Linked DNA regions of Homo sapiens: region 2 is linked to region 1. The links are chromatin loops, found by intact Hi-C in ENCODE. Cell type or tissue: heart left ventricle. All regions are shown on one strand. Links, peaks and the distances in the headings refer to the core of each region. The heading gives the core; the rest is flanking DNA.

The links. A loop is a pair of places that touch in the nucleus more often than their neighbours do. Peaks named below come from ENCODE experiments on the same cell type or tissue, not always from the same donor. Only the 100,000 strongest peaks of a DNase experiment are listed, where the experiment ranks them.
Region 2: it touches region 1 in a loop (2.5-fold over the local background); 8 of 110 quality-filtered maps call a loop at or near these places.

Annotation. Positions count from the first base shown.
Region 1 is chr9:20,280,718-20,289,060 of GRCh38, reverse strand. It overlaps a transcript of SLC24A2 not described here. Among named protein-coding and RNA genes, the nearest start is that of MIR4473, 130 kb to the left of the region's middle. RefSeq lists an enhancer at 1,696-1,990. In heart left ventricle, for the core only: no CTCF peak of the experiment used is centred there; no DNase peak of the experiment used is centred there; H3K27ac peaks cover 1,566 bases.
Region 2 is chr9:20,031,430-20,039,772 of GRCh38, reverse strand. It overlaps a transcript of SLC24A2 not described here. Among named protein-coding and RNA genes, the nearest start is that of SLC24A2, 250 kb to the right of the region's middle. In heart left ventricle, for the core only: no CTCF peak of the experiment used is centred there; no DNase peak of the experiment used is centred there; H3K27ac peaks cover 1,834 bases.

The DNA.
Region 1 (8,343 bases), core at 222-8,221:
GGTGACTGAATTATCTTCAGTGGCTGAAGATAATTCCAGCCACTGAAATCTAGTGGCTGGAATTATCTGAAGGCTCTGACTCAGGGACTTGTCTGGTGGTTGATGCCGGCTGTCAGTTGAGACATTCTCTGATGCTGTCAGCTGGAACACCTACATATGACCTCTTCATGTGGCCTGTGCTTCCTGCCAACATGGCAGCTGAACTGTACTGAGGATGAGCATCCTAGGAGACAGCCAGAGCTAGGCAGAGAGGTAACGTAGCCTGGGAAGTTGCATTGTGTCTCTTCCATTGCATTCTTTTTTTTTTTTTTTTTTTTTTGAGACAGAGTCTCACTCCATCAGTGGCACAATCTCTGCTCACTGCAACCTCCGCCTTCCAGGTTCAAGTGATTCTTGTGCATCAGCCTTCCAAACAGGCATGTGCCACCATGCTTTGCTAATTTTTTGTATTTTTAGTAGAGATAGGTTTTCGCCATATTGGCCAGGCTGGTCTCAAACTCCTGGCCTCAAATGATCCACCTGCCTTAGCCTCCCAAGATGTTGGGATTACAGGCATGAGTCACCGCACCTGGCCCTTTCCACTGTATTCTATAGTTTGGAGAAGTTACCCATTCCCTCCTCTCCCACTACCCCACCTCCCGCACCCCCGGCATGCACTCATCCTCTAGATGCAAGAGGAGGGAACAGACTTTACTTCTTGGTAGGAGGAGTGTTGATGCCACCTTATAAGAAGAACATGAGGAATGAGAGGCTTTGGAAAATACAAACTGCCATATGAACCCTTGCATTACACCAAGTCTGACCTTCCCTGGCCTTGAGGTTCCTACAGGCAGATGCAGAAAATACTGATGTACTAATGTATACTCCCCTGCCCCTGCCCAGGTGATGAGCAGATGATGGTTGCAAGTCACTAAGTACTGCTTTTCCTTGTTTCTAAAACTCATTTCTCTCTGTATTTTCAAACTCATGAAATTTAGATGCATCGTATGGTCTGGAAATTTTAATGTGTGTGTGTGTGTTTTTTTCCTAACTCCTCCCTTCCCACTCCCAACCAAAAAAAAGAGAAAGTGTTATCAAATTGTTTGTATACCTTGCAATCAATATGTGTAAAAATTGAGAAAACTTTGTAATAAATGGACTTAGAGCATTTATTTCTTCATATGTGCATTTAACAGAAATTTGAGTATCAGCCAATATCAGGGAGTTTGACCTGGACTAAGGGAGCATGTTATGAACTGAGACTGAAGAATTAACTGGAAGAGATGGAGAGGTGGTTTTGGCACTCTGTAAGGGCTTGTAGCTCTGGAGGCTTCCTTCAGATCAACAGAGGCAATGTGTTAAGTATGCATTCACCAGTGAGGTTCTTTGGTGTAGGATTTCCCTCATTGCTCAACTGAAAGCTCTGCGAAGGCACGTATTTTGTGTATTTTCTCATCAACATATCCCTAGCACTAGGAATCTGACACAGAGTAGGTGTTAAAAAACTGTTCGTTGTATGAGTGAAAAGTCTATACTTGCTCTGTCTTATTTGGGTATTTTTTCTAGAGGCTACCAACCCTTTTGTTCTGTGGTTATCAGAATAGAGCTGGTTTCCTGCAACCCACCCCACCTCACCCCAGGGGAGTTGATAGGCTCAGCATATAAAAGTTACCTGGGCAGGAGTGAGGAGAGACACACCTCTGGCCATTGGGCTGCTATGACCCTCCCGCAGCCTCCCATGGGTCTGTTCACCTTTGCTCTCCCCAATGAGATGAATGTTTGCCTGGTTCCCAGATTCCCTAGGTAATGGCTAGTCCTTATCAGGAGGACCAGGTCCTGCAAGAAATGTCCCATTGTCCTTTTAAACTGCTGAGTCACAGAAGTTGAATAAATGTCATTTTTCTCCTAGTGAAAGCATGGTGGAGGATTTGTGCTTATTTATACAGGTTTGGTTGTCTTAAAACAATGTTTCCCGGAATGCAGCTCACTGCATCAGACTTACCCTGGCATGTTTATTTAGGAAGCAGACCTCCGGGCCTCTACTCTAGACTCACTGAATCCAAAGCCCTGGGGTAGGGTCAAGGAATCAGTATTTTTAGCAAGCACTTTAGTGTTTCTGAAGCAAATAATCTACATCTACATCCTTATAATCATAACATTCTAGTGCAATTGTTAAGGAGGATGAGTGTTGGGGTAAGAGTTAGTAGGGTTGGAATCCTCAATGTGTCCTTGGACAAGTTAAGCATCCTTTCTCGGCCTCCTCTGTAGTGCATCCAAACACTTTGTTCAGGAGAGTCCTGTTTTGTGCCTGCTGTCCTGGCATTATTATCAATAGCATCCCCTTCCCCAAGTGTCATGATTTAAATAGCAACTGACATGTATAATTTATCCATACTCATCCGTGCAAGGGGAAGGTGGCAAACACTGCTGTTGCCTGCCAGTAGTCATTCTCTCCTTCTCCCTCAGTTCTATTCTGCTAAAATGACAGATCTCAGCCCCCCCTTGCAGCATAACATAGAGCAATCTAATGAACTGTAAACAGGAGTTCTGCTTTTCTGTAAAACCTTTTTTAAAAGAGAAACTGAGTTGTCCTGTGCCTTTTGCTCATCATCCTTACTATTCTTCCTACCTGAATGCCAGATATGGAGTTATATTCTTGTTAGTACAAGGAAATAAGCAAAGAACAAAAGCCATGCATGAAGGATAGCTAAACAGCAGAAGCTTGATGGAGCCTGGATGTGACAGCTGCCACATCATCTCCCTGAGCTGCCTCATAGCCCTGGTCTGCTTTCTTCTGTAGTTATTGAATATGAGAAAAATAAGCCTTCATTTGGTCAAGCCATGGTAGCTTGGATTTTCTATTATGTGCAACCAAACCTATTCCTAACTGATACAAAGATATGCGCACCCACCTCTGGACAGTGTCATAAGGATAAATGAGAGCAGTGGGTGAAAAATGCATAGCTCAGTGCAGGCATAAGTTCTTCATATATGATGATTTGCAACAGGAAAGCTGTTTTCTCTTCCTTCCTGGGAAGGGGACTGTGTTAGTCTGCTCAGGCTGTCATAACAAAATACCACAGTCTGGGTGTCTTAAACAACAGAAATTTATTTCTCACAGTTCTGGAGGCTGGAAGTCCAAGATCAAGGTGTTGGCAGGTTTGGTTTCTCCTGAGCCTCTCTCCTTGGCTTGCTGATGGCCACTTGCTTGCTGTGTCCTCAAATGGACTTCCCTCTGTGCATGCCCTTCCTTGGTGTCTCTCTGTGTGTCCCAGTCTCCCCTTCTTATATAGACACCAGTCATATAGAATTAGGGCCCCACCCTTATGATCGTAATGTTTGAACCTTACTTTTCTTGTGATAGTTAATTTTGTATGTCAACTTGACTGGACCCAGAAATTTGGTCAAACATTCTGGGTACATTTGTGAGGTGACTTTGGATGAGATTAACATTTAAATTGGTAGATGGAGTAAAGCAGCTTGCCCTCTCTGATATCAGTGGCCCTCATCCTATGAGTTAAAGGCCTAAGTAGAACAAAAAGCCTGTCCCTCCCTCAAGTAGAAGAGCATTCTTCCTGCTTGATGCCTTGGAATTGAAACATCAGCTTTTTTCCTGCTTTCAGACTCATACTGAAACATCAGTTCATCCTGGTTCTAGGCCTTCAGCCTTGGACTAGAATTAAATTGCCTTCCTTGGTCTCCAGCTTGCCGATTCACTCTGCATATCAATGTCTTGCCAACCTTCATAATCACACAAGCCAACTCCTTATAATAAACCTCTTTCTACATATTATATATACATCCTATTGGTTCTGTTTCTCTGGAGCACTCAGACTAATATAAGGCCCTATTTCCACATGCAGTCACATTGGATGTTAGGACTTCAACATGAATTTGGAGGGCAGCATGATTCAGTCGGTAACAGGGATGCTTCTACCTATTTCCTTGGGAAGAGGTTTCCTCACATGAATATGACGTGCCACCTCCTGCCCACCCTGCTAGCTCTGGCCTATTGTTTGCGTCATTTTGGCCTGCTGGTAGTAAATATTAGGTAATCCTTACACTTAACATTTAAAAACTGCTAATAGAATTATATTTGGCTTGCTTGAATTGCAAAGGCATAAGAAAAAAGCAGCTTCTCAAACAATATCATTGTAGCTTTTATGTCCTTAAAATTCCCTGTAAGGCATTTACAGAAGCTGAATGTCTTTAAACATGTACATGCTGTCCTCAGGAAAACAATCCTTTTGTTTCTATTTGCTAGGGCCTAATCAGTGAAGGGAAGTAAGATAGGAGAGGCTGAGGACCCCACCCTACTAGGCTTTTCATCTGGCTCCTTGAAATCCAGGATTGAATGGTGCTTTATTGTGCTTGGTTCTCTACTTGTGAAACTCTACTAGTTTCACAGCTCTTGCAGGATTTCTTAAACTTTTCAAAATAAAAATTTTATTCTCTTTAAAAAAATCTCTTCTTTTGCTATGTAGTTAGAATCCTGCTGGGCAGAGATGTTGAATCTTTAGTCATTGGCTTGACTATACCACAAAAAAAAATGTGTTTTAAGCTTATTGACATGGCTAAATGAGGGGTTGAACTATGACATCTCAGAGATTTCTCTGCAGTTATTAAGATAATGTACCTGAGCTGCGCATGGTTGTGCCTGCCTGTAGTTCCAGCTACTCGGGAGGTTGAGGCTGGAGGATTGCTTGAGCCTAGGAGTTCGAGCCTGCTGTGAGCTATGATCACACCACTGCACTCCAGTCTAGGCAACAGAGTGAAACCCCATCTCTTTAAAAAAAAAAATACCTGAAAACACATTTGAATTATATAGACAAACAAAAGCTTCATGTGAGGATCACCAGTGATTTTGACTTATAAAGGGATCAAGTCCGTGGCTGTGTATGTTACAGGTAGTTAGGCATGAGTGGGGCAGGAGGGGGCTCTCCCCCACCCACTAGAAATGTCGAGTGATAGTTCGGCAATTATCGCATTGCCTCTATAGAAATGATAATTCGGCAGCCACGGAGAGTCAAGCCACTGATGGTCCACACCTGTTAACATTAAAAATGTTCATTGAATGTAGAACCCAGGGAAAAGCAGCTTTTTGGGCACGCATGTTAAGAGACAAAATGGTGAAGTATGACATTCCGGGAACACATGCCACCGGAAAAAGGAAAATGCCTCAGATGGGCATGCGTATAACTCCCTAAACACGCTGCCTGCTCAATTCCAGAGGGCAAGAAAAGCATTGCGCATGCGGGAATCCTACACCTTTCGTGGGAAAGAGGCGAGCCTATAAAGTTGTAGGATCAAGATTAAAGCCCCCCCCCCCCTTTTTTTTTCTCTTTTCTCCCTTGGACCTTCAGGTGCCCACTGGGTCTCTTCCAAGTGAATTTTCCTTTCTTTCCTGTTCTAACGTCTTTTAAAATAGACTTCCATTCTTGCTCTGGAACTTGCTTCAGTCTCTTTTTCTGCTTTATGCCCCTCAGTTGAATTATTTCTTCTGAAGAGGCAAGGACTGAAGTTGCTACTGACCCGTATGGATATTCCGGCCATAACTCGGGGTAATTCGAGTCTCTTCCACTGCTAACATGTAGACTTGTTTGCTGCTTCTAGGTCTGGAATCTGCAGAGGCCCGACTGGAGGAGGACAGTGATGATCAAAATCTAGAGTCCATACGAATTGCCAGCAGAGCTAACAAAATCAGATTTCCTCCCTCCAACCCCCATGCAGGGATCACTTTAGGTAGTCTGAACTGGGAATCAGGAATCGACCTGTTTCCTATGCACATAAGCATTCTAATGCAAGTGATCCAGAGAGCATTTGTTGAGAAACGGCAACATCCAAATGGACAAATACACATGGCCAATAACTAGATGCTCAAAACCACTGGTATTTAAAGAAGTGTAAATTAAAATATGATTTTTTCGACCTATCCGATTGGGAAATATTTTTCTAAGTGGTAATATCCAGCACAGACAAAGACACAGCAGATGGCCCTCTCTCTTGCTAAGGATAGGAAGAAGCTGTGACTTATCTGGGAGATGGGAGGGAAGGGAAGAGGAGGATTTGACCATGTGTATTAACAGTCTTAACATGTTTCTATCCCTTTGACTCAGGATAATACTTGGAGGAATTTATCATAAAGAAATAATCAGAGGTGTGTGCAAAGTTGCAATGATACAGATGCAAGGTTCATTGCAGAGTCATGTATTACATGAAAAATAGTAATAGTTTTATATGTCCAACATGAAAGGTATTTGGTTTAAATATTACAGTGTATTAACTGATGAAAAAGTATGCAGATGTTAGAATGATAAAGTTCAAGAGTATATAAACTCGTGAGGATATTATAAGTGATACTGAGTAGAAAATCAATGTATATCTATAAAATCATTTCTTTATACTTTTCTATATTTTTCAAAATTTCTGTAATGAACATGACTTTAATTTTAATAGTTGAAAAGATACCAATTCATGTTACTTCTAAAGATGGGGGTGCGGGGTTGCTGCTGGCATCTGTCAGGCCTGAATTTGCATTTCTATCACTGATAGAGTATGATTTGGGGCATTAATCTCTTGGATTTCAGATTCCTCAACTAGAAAATTGAATAAATGCAAACAGTGTGTAGGTTTGTCATGATAGATAATTGTGTAAAATGCACTTGACACATAATATGTATGTATAAATATTGGATTTTGTCTCCCTTTCAAATTTTTGAAATTAGAAAAAGTACTCACTCTCTGGCCAGAGATCAATGAAAAAGAGTTTATTTCTTTTACACAAACCATGGAATTTCAACTTATTTCTTTTGGATCCTTTTCTGGGAAAAGGTTTCTTGGGGCCTATTTGATACTGTTGGAAGTGAAAACTGGAATTTGTAGTTGGCACTCTAATTGGCTAATTGCAGCCTCTGGTCTTATTTGTTTTCCCTTTTGTCAGTTTTAATAGTTTGGGATATTTAAATAATCTTTCTCCTCCTATCATTTTAATAAAAGAAAATTTTAGGATTCTTGTCTAGAAAGGCAATAAAGCTCAGGCTGCTAAAATGTTCCATCTCCTTAAAATCCCACAGAGTCCCAGTGCAATTTATAATAGCATCAAAAATATAAAACACTAAGGAATAAATCTAATGAAAAATGTGCCAGTGTTCAACAAAGACTACAAAACAATATTGAGAGAAATTTTAAAAAGACTTAAATAAATGTACGTTGTTCATATTTTGGAAGATTTAGTACTGTAGAGATATCAATTTTCCCCAGATTATTCTATATGTATGTTTGCCAAAAGCTATAAACTAGAATTTTTATAGCAGCACTATTTGTAATAGCTAAAAATTGACAACCCAAATGTCCATTATTAGTAGAATGAATGGATCTACTATGAGATATTCCCCAAATCAAATACTATACAACAATGATGCTGAGCAGTTCATTACATGCAACATTATGGATAAATCTGACCAACACTATGTGGCACAAAAGAAGACACACATAAAAGAATATATACTGTATGATTACCTTTATATAAAGTTTGAAGATATGCAAAGTTAACCTATGTGATTAGACATCAGCATTATGGTTTTTCTTGTGGGAGAGTAGTGACCGAGAAAAGAGTACATGGAAGTTTCTGAGGTGCTGGTAATGTTCCGTTTTGGATCTGGGTGCTGGTTACATGATTGTGTTCAGTTGTGAAAATGTATCAAGCTCTATCCTAATGATATGTGCATATTTGAATATATGTGAAAAGTATATACTTCAATAAAAAGTATAAAAAGTTTATAGTTTCCTTAAAAAGTATAAATAAGATAAAGAGTGCTGTTGTAGTTATAGTTTCTTAAAAACTTCATGCTTGGGCTGGGCATGGTGGTTCACGCCTGTATTCCCAGCACTTTGGGAGGCTGAGGCTGGAGGATCGCTTGAGCCCAGGAGTTCGAGAACTGCTTGTGCAAGATGGTGAAACCCTGTCTCAACAAAAAATACAAAAATCAGCCAGGCATGGTGTCTCATGCCTGTAGTCCCAGCTACTTGGGAGGCTGAGGTTGGGGGATCCATTCATCCCAGGAAGTCGAGGCTGCAGTGAGCCAAGATAGTGCCACTGCATTCCAGCCTGGGTGACAGAGAGAGACCATTTGTTCCTCCAGATGCTCTAGGGAAAAATTCTATCCCTTGTCTCCTCCTGCTTCTGGTGGCTCCAGGCCTCCCTTGGATTCTGGCTGCATGGTCTGCACCTTCACATGGCTGTCACCTCTGTGTCTGTGTCTTCTGTTTCTTATAAGGACATTTGCCATTAGATTTAGGGCCCAAGCAGATAATCCAGGGTGATCTCATCTTGAGATCCTTCACCTAATTATGTCTTCTAAAACC
Region 2 (8,343 bases), core at 67-8,066, 250 kb after region 1:
ACTTTTTATCCTTGTTTCTGTGACTTGGTTCCTACCTCATTCTCCAATTCTTACAACTGAATCCCCATTTTCTTCCCCTGTGCCCAGTACCTCCAAGTTTCCAGCAGTGGGCTCCAAGTTGCCCTGACAGTGAGCCACCCCTGGGGAGTGGAAACATGTCCCGAAACCTAAGCCCAGGAACTGGGGACTTGCTGCCTATTTCCACAATGCCAACCTCCTGCCCTCCTGCTTGTCTCACCTGCTCCTAAATTCTTCCCAATATAGTTGGGTCACCCATGGGAATAACATTGTTATCACAGCTTCTGCTCCCTAATGTCCACCATTGTTCTTGCACCTTCCAGAAATTTCCTCCTGCCCTGGACTGGGTTTCCCTCCCAACCTTTCCCTCAGCCTTGCTGCCAGCTGCCGCATCCCAGTTGGCATCCCCAATTCCAGCTTCCAGGTCGTCTTCATCTGCCCCACTCCCCTGCAGTACACCAGGACAGGCCCAGGGTGGCTCTAGACATAGCAGAACACAGGTAGTCCCTTTGGGTCATTTGAGGCACAAAGAAGTTTGAGATTTTGTCAAGGTCACAGAAGAGACACACCAGGGCTAAAACTCAGGGCCAGCCCGTCTGGCTCAGCGTCTTTCCACCACACCATGCCGCCTCCTTTCCCCCTTCTGTCTATATTTTCCTCTTGCTTTCTTTTTCTCCTTCACCCACACCTTTTTAATTTAAGTTTTAACATCTGTTCTCTCTTAGTCCATTACTTCTGTGACATTTTATATTATGTTGAATTTCCATTTCTATTTAAGACGCATCCATTTTCTTACTTAAAAAACACATTTTAAGCCTGCTTTTAAAAAAATTTTACGAAACTTAAAAAATAAATTCAGTTTGATTTTCTCTTTCTAAGACTTTTCTCGACTTATCTTTCCTGCCTCCTTAGCAGCAGAAATTATTCTGTGCCTCCATGTGGTTTTACTCCTTCTATTATCTGTGCCACTGTAATATCAGGCCTGTAATCTAACAATCTGTAACAATCTGTTTTTGCTTATTATTTGTGAAACTAGTACTTTTAAAATGCAAATGAGGAGACTGTGACTTTTAGTTTAATTCCTGATTTTATCTTGCAAGAAAAGCCTTTTTTTTTTTTTTTGTTTGTTTCTTTTACTGACTCTGCTGAAAAAAAATATCGTAGAAAGGGAGAGGATGGGAGAAGAGAAAGCACTGCAAATAAAAGTGCCTCACACTCAGCATTTCTGCAGTGTGTTGAGTTTTTATTCGTAGGGTCACCTGCAGAGAGCACTGCGTTGAGTCAGGCTTCCAGGCTTAGGCCTTCCACCTCTGACACTGGATATATAATTCCAGCCTAGGAGGTAATCAAGGTCCTTACTGGGGTATTGGGCCAAAGACCCCAGTCACCTGAGAGGAAACAGTTGAAACAATGACAAGGGCAATAGCTATTATTATTAGTTAGCTCATTCATCTCTCATCTCTTGTGAGGGCTGTCTTATTATCTTCACTTAACAGACAAAGAAATTGAAGCTTAGAGGTTAACTTGTTCAAGCTTACACAGCTGGGAAATGGCAGAGGTGGAATTCAAGTGCAAGAAACTTAACTCTGGAGTCAATGCCTCTAATTATATGGGAATATTTTTGGGAGATTCAATTTTAAAACAGTCTGCCATACTTTGGAATTAAGATGACCCCAAAGAGCTGAAAACCTGAAACATCCAACATTTATACTCTCAGATAATGGAGAATAAGCTCATTTTCTCCAAACCCTCCCAATTCTGATGTTTTTTGATCAAAACTTTTGAAGTGATAATATTGTAATCATCCTAAAATAATTTTTTGATATTGCTTTTGGTCAGGATTTTCAAACCTCAGCATTTTTGACATTTGGGGCTGGCCCTTAGTTGAAGAGCTGGGCTCTTCCTTGTGGAATGTTTTGCAGCATCCCTGGCCCCCACCTACTAGAGGCCATTTACACAACCCATCCCTTGTCTTGTCCTTCTTCCGAGTCATAAACTCAAGACAATCCAAAGTGTCTCCAGACATTACCAAATATTTCTTGGGAGGCAAAAATGCCCCATAGTTGAGAACCACTGTGTTAGACATTGCCCAAATCATAAGCGCCTGACTTGTAAATAGTCTATTTGGGACCATGTTTTACATTTGACTCACTTACCCTTGCCCTAGGACCCCACCAGAATGTTACTGTCAATTCAGTAATCTCACTTCTGAGTATTTACCCTATGGATTAATGTGAAGGAGATATCTGTACACCCATATATATTGCAGCACTATTCACAATAGCTGAGTTATAGAATCAACCTAATTGTGCATCAACAGATAAATAGAGCAAATGTCATATACAGTCAGCCCTCAGTATCTGTGAGTTCTGCATCTGTGGAATCAACCAACTTCAAATCGAAAACATTCAGGCAAAAAAAGTGGATGGTTGAGTCTGTACATGTACAGACTTTTCTCTCCTGTCATTATTCCCTAAACCATAAAGTGCAAACAATATTTACATAGTCTTTACATTGTGTTGGGCGTGTAAGTAATCTATAGATGATTTAAAATATAGGCCAGGTGCAGCGGCTCACGCCTGTAATCCCAGCACTTTGGGAGGCCGAGGTGGGTGGGTAACCTGGGGTCAGGAGTTCAAGACCAGCCTGGCCAACATGGGGAAACTCCATTTCTACTAAAAGTACAAAAAAATTAGCTGGATGTGGTGATGGTCACCTGTAATCCCAGCTACTTGGGAGGCTGAGGCAGGAGAATCTCTTGAACCTGGGTGGCAGAGGTTGCAGTGAGCTGAGATCACGCCATTGCACTCCAGCCTGGGTAACGAGCAAAACTCCATGTATATACATACATACATATATATACGCACACACACACACACATATATACATATGTATATACACACACACATATATATACACATATATATGTGTGTGCATAGGTTATATGCAAATACTACACCATTTGATATAAGGGAATCAAGCATCCTGCATTGTGGTATCCTCCGGCATCCTATAACTGATCCCCCAGGGATACCGAAAGATGACTGTATATACACAATGGAATTCTATTCAGCCTTTAAAAAGGAAGAAATTTTGTCATTTGTGACAACATGCATGAAACTGGAGGATGTTTTGCTAAGTGAAATAAGACAGACGCAGAAAATCAGATACTGCATGTTCTCACTTACATGTGGAATCTAAAACAATTGAACTCATAGAAGCAGAGAACAGAATGGTAGTTACCGAAGACTGGGTAGTGGGGGGGAATGGGAAGATAATAATCAGAGGGTACAGAGCTTCAATTAGACGGGAGGAATAAGTTTGATTTTTTTTCTAAGTTCTATTGCACAATGTGGTAATTATAGCTAATAATTGAGTACTGTACATTTCAATATTGCTAAGAGAATAAATCTCAAATGTTCCCATTACAACAAGTGTCAAATATTTGAGGTAACGGATAGGTTAATTAGGTTGATTTAATTATTCTACATTATATTAAAAAATCATAGCATCACTTTGTGCCTCATAAATATATACAACTAAAATTTGTCAATATATAATGAAAATACAATCTGAATTAACAAATAAAACTAAAATGTTATTGCCGCTTGGGAGGTAGTATGGAGAGCTCTTTGAATCTACTTCGGTTTCTTTTCAAAACTTCTGCTCAGAGAGAATCACTCAATTCTTAGACATTTCATTCTCTCCCCATATCCTTTCTCTTTTTCTCTCTCCTTTCCAATTATCTTATAAATCACATTCATTCTCTCTTTCTCTTGCCTTTTATTCTTCCTTAGGACTCCTATCCGAGCCAAATTATACCCCTAGCCATTTCAGGCAAAGAATAACTGTTCTGCTATTGATAACTTTCTTTCTAGGGAACAGCAAGGCAGTGGTTTTGACATGAAATTGGATGAGAAGAAAACCTAGCACCATCAACTTTTAAACCTTTCAAAGGTTCAGAGAGATGTCCATTTCAATTTATTTATTTATTTATTGAGACAGGTTCTCACTCTGTCACCCAGGTTGGAGTGCAGCGCTATCCTGGCTCACTGCAGCCTGGACGTCCTGAGCTCAAGTGATCCTCCCACTTCAGCCTCAGCCTCCCGAATAGCTGGGACTACACATGTGCACCACCACACCCAGCTAACTTTTTTATTTTTTGTAGAGATGAGGTCTCACTATGTTGCCCAGATTGGTGTTGAACTCCTGGGCTCAAGCAATCCTCCTTTCTTGGCCTCCCAAAATGCTGGGATTATAGGTGTGAGCCACCATGCACAGCCTGTTTCAAAATCTTCTGCAGCTTCATTTTTCATTGGAAGTCTCCACTTTTTTCAGGAACTGGCATATTCTTGGCAAACTTATACATCTTAATTAAGTTTCCAACAGTTCAAAATGATTAATCCTGGTAATGATAGCTAATATTTATTGAGCATTTCCTATATAATGGACACTATAGTGCTTTACAAGTATTGTCTTATTTAATCACCCCACTTAACTTACCAAACTTATTTAGAACTTACTTCATTCCGGGTGTAAAATCAAGAGTTTTCATACCTAACTGTTGTGGATGTTCAGAGACCTTAAATGGTTTTCCTAATGTCAGTAAAAATTAGAACTAGGACTCAGCCCTAGTCTTCAAAATTCTACCACATTCATTGCTCTTATTTTTTTCTCAATTTCTGTAAGTATAATAATATGGTACTTTTTTCTAGTATATATATATTTTTCATTTAATTATACAGCACATTTTAACTATATTTTTTCTTGGGAAAACCTGGGAAGTGTCACAATTTACCATTTGTGACATTCCTATAGAGGAAATGGAGTATGAATTTCAAACATGCACGTTCACCAATGTAATTTTGTAATATAAGCTCCCTTAAAATGGAATCTTTTTTTCCTATTGAACATTCACCAACAATTGTGGAATCAGTGCTAGTTCCATTTTAAACAGTATCTACTGGTTCTTAAATCTTAAAAGGCAGGCCGGGCGCGGTGGCTCACGCCTGTAATCCCAGCACTTTGGGAGGTCAAGGCGGGCGGATCACGAGTTCAGGAGATCGAGACCATCCTGGCTAACACGGTGAAACCCCGTCTCTACTAAAAATACAAAAAAAATTAGCCGGGCATAGTGGCGGGCCACTGTAATCCCAGCTCCTCGGGAAGCTGAGGCAGCAGAATGGAGTGAACCCGGGGTGGGGGGTGCAGAGCTTGCAGTGAGCAGAGATCGCGCCACTGCATTCCAGCCTGGGCGACAGAGAGAGACTCCGTCTCAAAAAAAAAAAAAAAAAAAAAAAAAACTTAAAAGGCCAGAGTGTTTAAAATAAGTACATTTTCCCCAGCAGCTGAATCCATTTGTAAAACATCTGAAAGAAGGAAATGAAGGCAAAAGTAATGCAGTACCACAGAGAGGTGTTTCAAATCAGTTTAGGCATCTTTTATTTCTACAAAGACAATTTGCATAGAGCAAATCTTATGCTTTTACATCAACTTCTGCTATAAAACCTGAAGAATATTTCTATAATAAAAAGAATATTTTATCCAGGTTGAAACTATTTTGTAAGGAAGGGGTCGTGTAGATAATCAAGCAGGAAGGATAGCCAGTGAGAGCTGACAGTGCTTTTGAGGCATTTTCAATCCTTTTTAGATCTTTGGCAAAATTTCCTCCATATCTTTAACTTTCTCTCTTTGGTCAACTTTGTCCTCACTGTTACAGTCCAGTTTGGAAAAATATCTACAGTGCTAATGTGGTAATTTTGAGGTTCAGCCTAGAAGGCCACATGAGTTCTTGGCTTCTTGCAGGAAAGAATTCAAGAGTGAGCCAACAGAGTAAAGTGAAAACAAGTTTATTAAAGGAGTAAAAGGGTGGCTATTCCCTAGGCAGAGCAGCCCTAAGGGCTGCTGGTAGGCTATTTTTAAAGGTTATTTCCTGATCATATGCTAAAAAAGGGGTGGATTATTCATGAGTTTTCTAGGAAAGGGGCAGGGAATTCTCACAAGTAAGGGTTCCTCCCCTTTTTAGACCACATAGGGTAACTTCTGTGAGTTGCTGTGGAATCTTAAACCGTCAGGGCACTGGTGGGAGTGTCTTTTACCATGCTAATGTATTATCAGATACTGCTGTCTGGGCATATCATCGTAACCTTGATTTAGTAAATTATAATGCATTTCTTTAGCAATTATTCAGTTCTCCACACTCTGTAATAAGAATCCTGTCCATTGTCACAAATTATTTCTATCAACTCTCTACCCTCCACCTGTCTACTAAAAAGTAAAAGGGAGTCACAAACATTTCTTAAGACCAGTATTTTCCAATTCATTTTTTCATTTATTTCTCCTAGCAGTCCTGCATATTAGGTATTACATCCCTATTAGGTACCATATCAAGTATTTCATTGCAAGTCTCCACTTATCTGTGGTGGAGGAATTGAGGCTTAGAACAATTAAATGACGTGCTCAGCAATTAAGTGGAGAAGCTTGAATTTGGACCCAGGTCTGTCTGAATCTAATGCTGTTATTCTTTCACTATTACTACACTGCTCAAGGTCTTTTTGAAAACACCAGGTATGAGGGATTTTTAACCTAGAAAGCCACACAGTCATGTTTCTCAGACACATAAAACCTCCTTTAACTGCTTATTTAAGATGCAGATTTCTAAACCCTGAAAATCTAAATCTGTGAGTTCGTGAATGAACTTCAGGGGACGCATGAACTCTAAAATTATATTCAACCTTTTGTGCAGTGTTGAATATCTGATTCACCAAGGTATTTTTGACCCCAAAAGGCAAAGCATACCAGCTGTAAAAAGGGAAATCGGAGTTACGTCTTGCCATTTTCTAGTTTTCGGTCAGCCGCTGGGAATGAGGAATAGTTAAGTCAGCTTGCAATACACTGTGTTTTTCCATCCCTGCTCCTGTCCCTACCCTGCTTCACCTTTACCCCACTCCTCCCTGGGTTGGGTCCTTCCTGTTCCTTACTAGAACCAGCTCCCGCCACCACCTCATTCATGGCAAGAAACTCTAAGGGCAAAATGCTTTCTACGATAAATAATGCAGAATTGTTCATCTCCTTGTCCACATTAACTGAAAAACTGAGCACTCAATGACCTAAGTTGTCTAACATTTTACTGTAAACAGGATACAATTTATGTGAAGGAACATAGTTACCGTACTTCTCTGTCATCTACAGTCTGCAGAGAACAAAAAACAATGGTAACCCGACCCTTGGGCAAAATGCTAATGGCTACATAATTGATTTAGCAGATAATTATAAAACACAGTCCCATACTAAAACACAAAAGATGTAATTATTGCACTTTACAAACTAATTAATACTAATTCAATTCAATAATTAATAATTCATTATTTAACCTCTAATTAAATCATCATCCTTCTTTTCCCTGCAAACTTTGCTGGTGGCTTAATTGCTGTGGGTCAAATATACAAGAGAGCTCTCCTCTGTTAATTAAACAGTGAAAAGACGTGCAATCATTGTAACAGAGAGAATTAAGGAATTTAGATTGAAGTATCTCCCATTTGAAAGAGACAAGAGCATTTCCTGGCCTCAATTCCCACCCAAAGCTTTAATCGGTTAAAAAGGTCCAGGGTAACAAAAACTGAAGAACCTGATAAGATAGAAGGCTGTTCAAGGTATAGATCAGGCCTTAGGAAATACATAGGAGCCCATCAGACTAGACGCATAGTCAGAGTCCCTTGGGGCAGTCACGAGCTTGAAACGCAGACACTGACTCATAAGATCTGAATTGTGTCCCTCTCAACTCTAGGTTCTCTGATATCATATTGATATTTTGATATCGGTGATTATGGGAGTATTTACACAATTAGAATTGGTGCACACTACAAATCTGGGCTTTTTCTTTCTTTCTCTCGTGCTGTTGTTAAACATTTACCAGCCCACCAACGCCCCTACAGCAACAGAGGTGACTTGTAGCTGAGTCCTAGGTTGTCTGGATACAAGTGCCAAAATCCTAGAGTCAGGATTGGGGCTGACCAGCAGCCTGGAGTTCTATCCCTGGGGACCTGGGAATGGAATGATGTATATGGAGGCTGTGTTCTATAACAAGTTTTGTAGTGACACCTTTTACAGCTCATCTCAGTGAACCCTCACATAACTCTGTGATAGACATTGGTGTTATTCCTAGTGATCTTTTGATTTTTTTAAAAAAGTACATCCTTCTCTCACAATTATGGTCCACTAAATTTAAACTTATTTATAATCCATTCATTGGTGGCTTACTCTTTAATTTATAAAAATTTAATTCTTAGCATTTCAATGCACCATGAGATTTTTCTCTACTTTTAA